Regions from separate parts of the Homo sapiens genome. Here regions 2 and 3 are each linked to region 1. A link is a contact called in ENCODE Hi-C data. All regions are on one chromosome and are shown on one strand. The core of a region is the stretch at or near the end of the contact, and the rest is flanking DNA. Distances in the headings are between cores, read along the strand shown.

What was found. A loop is a pair of places that touch in the nucleus more often than their neighbours do. Pooled maps may share reads with other maps.
Region 2: a loop to region 1 is called in a pooled map, with 3 times the contacts of the local background. The contact joins the promoter of PDCD4-AS1 here to the enhancer-like site in region 1. A Hi-C loop is called at or near these places in 2 of 37 single-sample maps with no recorded cell type and 2 of 50 pooled maps.
Region 3: a map with no recorded cell type shows a loop between it and region 1 (18-fold over the local background). The contact joins two enhancer-like sites. A Hi-C loop is called at or near these places in 2 of 37 single-sample maps with no recorded cell type and 3 of 50 pooled maps.

Annotation. Positions count from the first base shown.
Region 1 is chr10:106,929,908-106,932,979 of GRCh38, forward strand. All of the region lies in intron 2 of SORCS1 (sortilin related VPS10 domain containing receptor 1), which reads right to left. Among named protein-coding and RNA genes, the nearest start is that of SORCS1, 230 kb to the right of the region's middle. Within about 2 kb of position 1,609, at least 3 of the 41 ENCODE cell types and tissues checked have a DNase peak (open chromatin) inside an H3K27ac peak, as active enhancers do.
Region 2 is chr10:110,869,082-110,872,153 of GRCh38, forward strand. It overlaps PDCD4-AS1 (PDCD4 antisense RNA 1), which reads right to left and starts at 1,823. Exons shown (of 1, transcript NR_026932.1): 1 at 1-1,823. PDCD4 (programmed cell death 4) reads left to right here and starts at 2,847. Exons shown (of 12, transcript NM_014456.5): 1 at 2,847-2,937. RefSeq lists an enhancer at 1,345-1,955 and silencers at 2,960-3,009, 3,040-3,072.
Region 3 is chr10:110,212,980-110,216,051 of GRCh38, forward strand. The region is part of intron 1 of MXI1 (MAX interactor 1, dimerization protein); the gene reads left to right. It overlaps LOC105378480 (a long non-coding RNA gene), which reads right to left. Exons shown (of 2, transcript XR_946315.4): 2 at 1-3,072. Among named protein-coding and RNA genes, the nearest start is that of MXI1, 6.9 kb to the left of the region's middle. RefSeq lists a silencer at 1,616-1,665. Within about 2 kb of position 1,457, at least 4 of the 41 ENCODE cell types and tissues checked have a DNase peak (open chromatin) inside an H3K27ac peak, as active enhancers do.

The DNA of each region.
Region 1 (3,072 bases), core at 359-2,858:
ATGCTTGCTAACAGAGAATGGATGGGAGGACCTCTTTTGCTTAAGAAAATTAATGATGGCCGGGCGCAGTGGCGCATGCCTGTAATCCCAGCAGTTTGGGAGGCCGAGGAGGGTGGATCACAAGGTCAGGAGATTGAGACCATCCTGGCTAACACGGTGATGAGACATATTAAATCATCCCTACTAAAAAAATACCAACCGTCTCTACTAAAAAAAGTACAAAAATTAGCCGGGTGTGGTGCTGAGCGCCTGCAGTCCCAGCTACTTGGGAGGCTGAGGCAGAAGAATGGCGTGAACCCGGGAAGCGGAGCTTGCAGTGAGCCGAGATCGTGCCACTGCACCCCAGCCTGGGCGACAGAGCGAGACTCTGTCTCTAAAAAAAAAAAACAAAAAAACAAAAATGAATTAAAAGGTTAAGACAGATTGGTTACAAAATCACCAGGAAAGGTCACTCCTAACAGACTCATTATGCTTATGCTTAGGGTAAACAGTCATCAGCTACCCTGCAAAATAAGTGGCAGGGCTGCTGTATATTGAATACAAATTATTTGCAGAACCCTCAGCTCTCCTTGCTTCATTTTGCTACTGGGATACACGGAAGCTGGCATTGTATGTTCATGTGTGTATTTATGTATCTGAGCATCTCATTATAAATTATTATCTTCACATTCAAGAAAATAGCCAGCTCACAGGCACAACACCAACACAGGAGGGCTTTATAACATCGCATGCTTGAATCAGGTGCATTCTGTTTCATCTTGCTTTGTTTTGGTTTTTTTCTTCAGAATTTGGAAAGATATGATGGTTCTTAGGAGTCAGAACTTTTTCTTTTTTTAATAATATGGTTAGTCAGATAAGGCTTCTAGGTGAAACTTCTTCAAAAGTCCAGGGAACCTAGTGTTCTAATGCTTCCCCACTAACTCCTTCTGAAACCACATCTGCTCAAAGCCTTCTCAATCAAGACATGGGGAATCTGCCCTTCAAAGAAAAGGTAATTTCAGCAGATCTCAGGGGAGTTTTGCAATCAGAATTTCCTAAGATACAACTGTGGTGGAACTGGCTATGAAATGTATTAATGCTGATAACTGTGGTTTTATAATCCCCACCAATTACCACAAATTATAGCCGTGTGATTCTGGAAAAACCACATGCTGTGGAGTTGAATCCTGGAAAAATATACACTGGTTGTCTAATTTCCTTCCTAATTTTAAGAAGACTCATAAAAATCCTTGCCCTACCCTTCTTCTCCTAGAAGACTCTCAGGGACCAAAAATACTTGAGAGGCATTTGTACTTAAATCCTATGTAGCGAGCTCCAGAAATACTTTTTTGGCTGTTAATTAACTAATTCAATGTTGATAAGCCTACTTAATGTACACTCCAGTAAACCAGTACATACAAAGAAACGTGGTCCTACCATCAAGGGGTTTACAGTAGCAGTAGGACAGAAAAGTGATGAAATAAAGTCAACACAATGGAGCTACAAAAACAACTGCAAGAGCAGAATCTCAGAAGTCAGAACTCACTGAGAAGAGCATGGAAGCGGGTGGGGAAAATACTTGGTAATAAGGACAGGAAACTGTTTCACCATGCTGGCCTTCAGTGTAAAGTCCTCTGAAAGCTGGCAATCTCCCCAAGTGCACAAATACAGATGTTTGCTCGTTTGTAACTCCTGAACCAGAGAGCCACTAGCTCAGAGGCATCATCGTGGGAAAGCCCCCTGCAGTTTTCAGAGATGTTGCCTTATGAATAATGGAAACTTTCAAGAATGATTTTGGTTTAAGAACAGGGATAAGTCCTTTTTTTAGGGTTGTGTATGTCAGCACTCTGCCCTGGTAAATTATCTGCAGACAGCATAGTCTATCAAAATGAACTCACTGCTGTTCATTTTTCCTGCCTGCCATGCTGTGTATTAACTATCATCCATTATTTTAAAAACATTTCTGGAATCAAAGGTAAGAGCAAAAAGAAAAACAAAAGGGTAATAGGAGATAAATGCACTGCAAATGCTGGTCATACATGCTAGTAAGACAGGAAAAATATCTCATGGGGAAAAACAAAAGCCAATTTTTCCATAACAGCAGTAATATTCACAGACTTGAATGCTTCCAGGAAGCTTAGGAAAGCACAGGGTTTGGGGACGTTGACAGTTATACCCTGGGGATGTTCTCATGGGGAAAGGTGTCAAGCAGATCATTAGTCAATTTGATCCCCCATTTACAAAGCACTGATGTTATGTGAATTTTTATCCCCTTCCATACACACTGGTAGAAGCATACTATAGTATTAATATAGTCTACAAATATATTATTATTTTTGAGAATTACATGATTTTTTTGATATATTTGAGTATATCCTGAAATTTTTAAAAAAACAAAGTAGAAAGCATTGTCTTGAGTAAAAATAACTTCACATTTGGCTGCTGATTGCTCCCCTGATACCATGCATTTGGCATCAAATCCCCCTTTCCTGAAGCAACTCACAGCACTACTGTCACCTGTGTTATTACTGGAATCTTAAGTTGTTATTTAACTTTGTCACTGGTGACAAAGAAAAGGTATACCTTGCTGCCTTAGAGTGATAGTGATCTTTCTCCCCAGTTCCCACCACATGTGTGTATGCCTGTCTCCAGCTCAACTTATGCTTGCTTCTTGGACAAAATGACACCTTAGCAAGACTCAGGAAAATGAAAATGTTAACTATCCAAGAGAAACAAAGCACCATAATTCCAAGAAATCCAGACCAAGTTTTGCTCTAAGGACACCCTTGACAAACATGCAAAATGAGCTTGTCTGCTCTGCCTTCTGTAGAATCAGAAGCACCTTCAAGGTGAGCACTCCCCTCGCAGCAATGGTAAATTTTAGCTGGTTTGTGCCAACACAGTTGCAAGCTAAATGCTTAACTGGGGATTAGACTCCAATTCAAACCACTTTCCAGGCACTGCCTCCTCACTTTATAATGTTATAGAATGATTATCAATAGCTGTGATTCTGAAACCAATCTGAGACCCGGGCCTCTGCAATTTAAAGCATATCAGTGATCTCTGTCAACATTAATTTTCCCCATCCTAATT
Region 2 (3,072 bases), core at 573-3,072, 3.9 Mb after region 1:
CCTGAGAGGGGCTGAAGTTCTTACAGGAAGTTAGTGGGGGAGGTAGGACGACAACCCTATTTCCTGAGTGTCTGGCCCAACCTTGTCAACCACACGCAAATACGGCAGCATTCTCAAAGGTGGGTTCTGGGATCCCAGCCATCATGGGTACTGCTTGAGATGATACGCAAAAAGGACATGAACGTTTTCCTCCCTAATGGGTCCTTTGGGGGCAATTTGCTAAAACATAACAGGTTGTTTTAGATGCTTCTTAAAATTGGTAATCATATCCCATTCTTTCTTTATCTCATAGAACTCGGGATGCCTACCCAACACAGCCTGATTATGCTATATGTGCTTAGTAAGTACATTCAATGAATGACTAAATGAAAGACAGGGAGGAAGAAGGAAACAGTCCAGAACTGAAAGGGATGAGAAGAGAAAAAATGTGGAGAAAGAGAAGGATGGGTAACAAAGGAGCCAGCAGTCACTGATCAGTAGAGTATAGGTGAGAGAGGGGAAAGGAGACAGCTGCAGATAATGGAAAATAACAAAACAAAACTGAGGTCTGGGAAGCTCCGATTTTAAAAAGTGAACATGAGTTATGAGACTAATTCAGATACTGGCCACACCAGGAGGCCCCCGCCCAGGAGATGAGGATGACCACCAACTGCTGAGAATCTTTGTAAACTCAAATCAAGGTGTATTTATTGCACAGGCACAATAAATGAACAAGGCATCTTAAGTACTACAATGACAGGTGAGTGGGTCAGGCACAGTGGCTCACGCCTGTAATCCCAGCACTTTGGGAGGCCGAGGCAGGCAGATCCCTTGAGCTCAGGAGTTCAAGAGAAGCCTGGGCAACATGGCAAAACCCCATCTCTACTAAAAATACAAAAAACTAGCTGGGTGTGGTGGCACAGGCCTGTAGTCTCAGCTACTTGGAAAGCTGAGGTGGGAGGATGGCTTGACCCCAACAGGTTGAGGCTGCAGTGAGCCAAGATTGCACCACTGCTCTCCAGCCTGGGCAACAGGGCAAGACCCTGTCTCAAAACAACAACAACAACAAAATCACAGATGAGTAAGACACAGGTCTTTCCCTAAACAAGGTTACAGTCTAATGGGCAGAAGGGCTAGGACAGGGACTCAGATGAAATAATGCCAGGTAGAATGTGATCAGTGCCCCTGGAGGTGTGGCAAGCCAACACTGTGAGGAATCAGCGGCAGGAAGATCATATCAAATCACGAGGCTCCAGAAAAACTACGAGGGTCCAGGAATGGTGGCTCACGCTTGTAATCTCAACGCTTTGGGAGGCAGAGGTGGGCTGATTGCTTGAGCCCAGGAGTTCAAGACCAGCCTGGACAACATGATGAAACCCTGTGTGTACAGAAAATACAAAAATTAGCTGGGCATAGTGAGCTGTGCCTGTAGTCCCAGTTACTCAGGAGGCTGAGGTGAGAGGATCGTTGAGCTAGGGAGGCTGACGGAGGTCGAGGCAGCAGTGAGCTGTGATCATGCCACTGCATTCTCCTGGGCTAAAGGGCAAGCCCCTGCCTCAATTAAATAAAACAACAACAACAACAAAATAAAAAACTACCAGGAAGGGCCATGAGGCACAGAAGGATTGCATCAGGCGGAGATAGGAGATGAGAAGAGAGACATTTCAAGGTGATATATAAAGAACTACCAGGGGGTGAGGAAGCATATGGGGAGATGTGTGGAGACACAGCCTGAAAGTCTTGAAGTCACATCACGGAGCCTTGAATGACCGACCGAGGCGCTGACACTCAAGAGAGGCAATGGGAAGCCAGTGAAGGTTTGTGTGTGTGTGTGTGCGTGTGTGTGCAGAGAAATAGTAGCATTAGAGATGATTCCCAGGCAGGGTGACTGGGCAGCCAAGGGAAAGCGCTGGCCTGTGCGGGATGAGGCAGTTGGGTTCTGGAGAGCACAAGCAATCATTCGGTGCTGCCCATCAGACAACTGAAAAATCTGATCAGAGGCAGTGGCTAAGTCCCCGCCTGGGAACACAAAGGAAGCCTAAGGTTCTGGTTATCACCCTCAGGGGACCGTGACCTTGAAAGAGTAAGGATAGTACCAGCCAAAACCAATGCAGCCAAGAGGAAAAGTCACAGAGAACAGCGAGGGGAGGTGGAAGTTTCAATACAGAAATTGTAGCCATGGCTGAGAACCCCAGCACTGGAGGCCGGAATTTGTGCGTTTGAACGCCAGAGGCTTGGCTAGTCATGATTAGCAAAGGAACTTCAAAGAGTTTTGGAGCCTGCTTTATATCTGTGAAATGGGAATTATTTCCATCTCAAAGGTTTGAGGGGATTCGCTGAGAGAAACTTCTTAGCATGGGATCTCCAGAAACTGGAAGCCACAGAGAAAGCAGCGGCCAGAGGGAGGAGGAATCGGACAGGCTGATCACTTGGAGTGTTCGCCTAAGCAGTTTCTAGAAATGGAGGCAGGGACCATCAGGAAGCTCAAAACCTTTGCTTCAGCCGAGTTTGCAGAACGCCCTGTGAGGAGAATGGGTGAGCTGGGTCGAGGAAGCTTCATCCTCGTCCCCATCCCCCAGCACTGCCCTTTTCCCAACGCTCCCATCCCGCCACGCCTCCCAACATACCCCCACCCCGACTTCCCGCTCAACTCCCGCTCCAGCCAGTCCCAGGAGCCACATGCGCATGCGCCCTCCCGCGCCCCTCCCCAACTTTCCACGTTTCACTCCTCTCCCTTTTCCTCCTCAGCTCCGGCTCCGCCGCCACGATTGGCCAGCCGACCACCCGGCCTCGGCCAATAAGCGCCGCCCTCTCGCCCCCGTGTTACTGGGTAGAAGAAAACAAAAACAAACAGAGCGAGAAGGGCCAGAGACTCTCCGAGGCGGCGGCAGAGACAGAAGAGCGGGGTCGGGGCCGGCTGACCAGGAACCTGGGCGAGCAGCGGCGGGGGCCCGAGGGGTCAGTACCAGTAGGCGCGGCTCACACGCTCGGGAAGACTGCGCCCTCTCCCCCATCCCTCCTCGGAGGCAGCCGCAAGATGGGAGGGGGCGGGGGCGGAGGCGTGGGGGTCGCGGTCCTGTCAGGTCCGGGCCT
Region 3 (3,072 bases), core at 207-2,706, 3.3 Mb after region 1:
ATCCTTAATATAAATGTTTTGATTGGTTAGATTTGTCATTTACTGCTAGCTATGGCACGAGGATCAGGTTTGGAGGCCAGGGGACACGTGACAGCCTTTCCGAAGATTTGGAGACGAGTCAGAAATACTGATCTCCAACTCCCTTGGGTGGTGAGACCAATCCCTGCAAGAAGATGATAGTTCAGACCTGAAGAGCTGAGACTGCATCCTGTGAACAGCTGTGACCCTGAGAAACAAATAAGAAAGAAGGAGACTAGAGTGACTTCTGCTGAAATCGAGGGCTTTGATGGCAACTAATGTTCAAGCTGGTCACGTTTTTGCATGGCAGCAATCTTATGAATTCATACATTCTTCAAATGTACATTGAATGTCTACTATGTGCAGATGCTTCTTTCTGAAAACTCTGTAGGTTGAAGTATGGTGGGGGTGGAGTAGGGTATTTGTCTTTAGTGGAGTTATGTGAAGAGCATTCTTAAATCAGGCCCTATTTCCTCTGCATCCCAAATTATGTTCCCCAGATTCAACTTATTTTTTCCAGTTTTAAATATGATCTCTGCTGACTGGTAAATACCAGAAGAAGGCTTTTTTGAGGATATTGTTACGGCTTTCAGAATCACGGAGCTCCCAAGGACTGTGTGTCCTGGAAAGGAGATCCAGGGAAAGGGGACAGGGCCTTGGAAGTTAGAGAAGTTGAATTGAGCCATTCCTGGTTTGGGAGCAAAAAGGAGGCTCCATTAGCTACCAAGGCAAAACAGTAGCTGCTCATCCATCTCTCATCTCTGATGGAAACAGTCTCCCACTGACACATCCAGAAATGGGGATTCATCTGGAGATGCCTGGGCAAAAGTCTAGAGGTGAAACTGAGGAAAATGAAGAGGGTGCTGGCGTGCAGCAGCAGCAACTAATTGTATGGCATAATATCAATAATGGCTACAATTTATTGAACACTGACTATATTCCAAGTATGGGGCTATGCATTCATTATCTCCCCTGATCTTCACAACAACCTTCTGATGGATGCAATTTTATTACCCTCTTTTACGGAGGAGGGAACTGAGGAGCAGGGATGCCAGGTAATTTGCCCAAAGGATATATAGCTAGTAAGTCGCGGAGCTGAGTTTTGAACTTAGGCCTCTGATTCCAGAGCCTGTGCTCTTAACCATATACACATGTACTCATTTCACAGCCAAGGAATGAAGTCCAGAGAAGTGAAATGACTTACTCAAGGTCACCCAGGAACCTGAAGCAGAGCTGGTATTTGAAACACCTTGTTTATTGTCCAAGGTCTTCCTGCACACACCTTGCTTAGAAAAGGTTTCGAAGTGAGGCTGGAGTCAGAAGAGCCAACCAGAGAGGCTTTTTTTCTTTTTTTGTCTTTCAGAGTTGTTCAACTCTCCTGGCCTTAACTCAAGTTTAGGGCTCCTAGGAAACACCACCCCCCTCCTGCTGCCTTTCCCAAGTCTGTCCTCTGGGCATATTAGAGGACTTGGGGCTGTTGCTATGGTACTGGGGCCAACAGCAGGTTCATCAAAAGCCGGGTCTTTTGCCTTTTGAAAAAAAAACCCAGCCCTGCAGAAGCGAATTGGCCACAAAGATTTGCATCAGTCATTGTGGCTTGTTCTGTTTTAGATCCCCCTGCCTCCCTACCCCACCCCCTCCTCCCTACCACCACCACTTTCTATAAATACAGTTGGATAAATATTGATTTAAACTGGGTTTCTGGAGGAGAAGCACATGCTTGCCCTGGCTTGGTCTTCACTTAGATACCACCAGTATGTCAGGCCTGACACACCTAACCCCCGACAGCTCTGGCTTCCAAATGTCCTGTTTTGGGGAGATGAATTGTGGTTTTGTGGCTTTTGAGTTTTTTTTTTTTTTTTTAAAGGAGAGAAAGAAAAAGAAATAAAAAAGTAACAACCCAGCAAGAAATGGGAGTCTTCCTGCAGAATGAGGAAAGCAATTTTCAGCAGGCAGAAATGGGGGAGCTTTATAGTAATATGGCCTCCTGAACCATTCTTCTCCCTTCCCATTTTTCTTTCTGCTCCACTTCAGTTTTTTTTTTTGTTTTTTTTTTTTTTTTGAGATGGAGTCTCACTCTGTTGCCCAGGCTGGAGTGCATTGGCACAATCTCAGCTCACTGCAACCTCCACCTCCTGGGTTCAAGTGATTCTCCTGCCTCAGCCTCCCAAGTAGCTGGGACTACAGGTGGTTGCCACCACGCCTGGCTAATTTTTGTATTTTTAGTAGAGACAGGTTTTCACCATGCTGGCTAGGCTGGTCTTGAACTCCTGACCTTGTGATCTGCCCACCTTGACCTCCCAAAGTGCTAGGATTACAGGCGTGAGCCACCACACTGGGTCCAGGTTTTGTTTTTAAAGGAGGCAGGTATTAGCACAGAGCATCAGGGCCAGAAGGAGCCCCAGAGGTCACAGAGCATCCATCATCTGTACAGTCATGGAGTCTGAGACCCAGAGAGGGACACTGGCTTGCCCAAGATGACACAGCAGAGGCAGAACCAGGTCCTTCTGGGCTGTGTTCCCTCCTACCTGATACGAGAATGGGTTCCAGGTAGAGTCCCAACCTGGGCATTTGTTTCACAGGTCCAGTGCTCATAAAGTCAGCAATTTTCAAACCTGGTTTACTGATCCCAGGGTGTGTCCGGTTATTGCAAAGGTCATTGCAACATTCTCAATAGTCTTTCAAAATGAAGCTAATTTCAATTTGCCATACTTAGAAAAATACTATCTTTTACATTTGGGGGCTGGGAGGAGGGAGGAGCTAGAAGGTGGTGGCAGTGATGAGGTGGCTATCCCAAGCCTTGACTGAGGAGGAGGAATTCAAGTCTTGGAGGATCCTTCTGGAGGTGGAGCTCTAGGCTCACAGTGGGGAGAGAGAAAAAAAAGAGAGGGAGGGAGGATGGAAGGGAACGGGAGAGGCTTCAATTCCCTGTCCCAAGGACAGACACCTGCTCTCTGGCTCTTCTAACTTAAAGGAAGCAATTGTCTCTGATGTCATTGTACCCGAGTGGCCTGGCTAGAGGTGTTAAAGCTGTCAACAGCTGACTTGATCTTT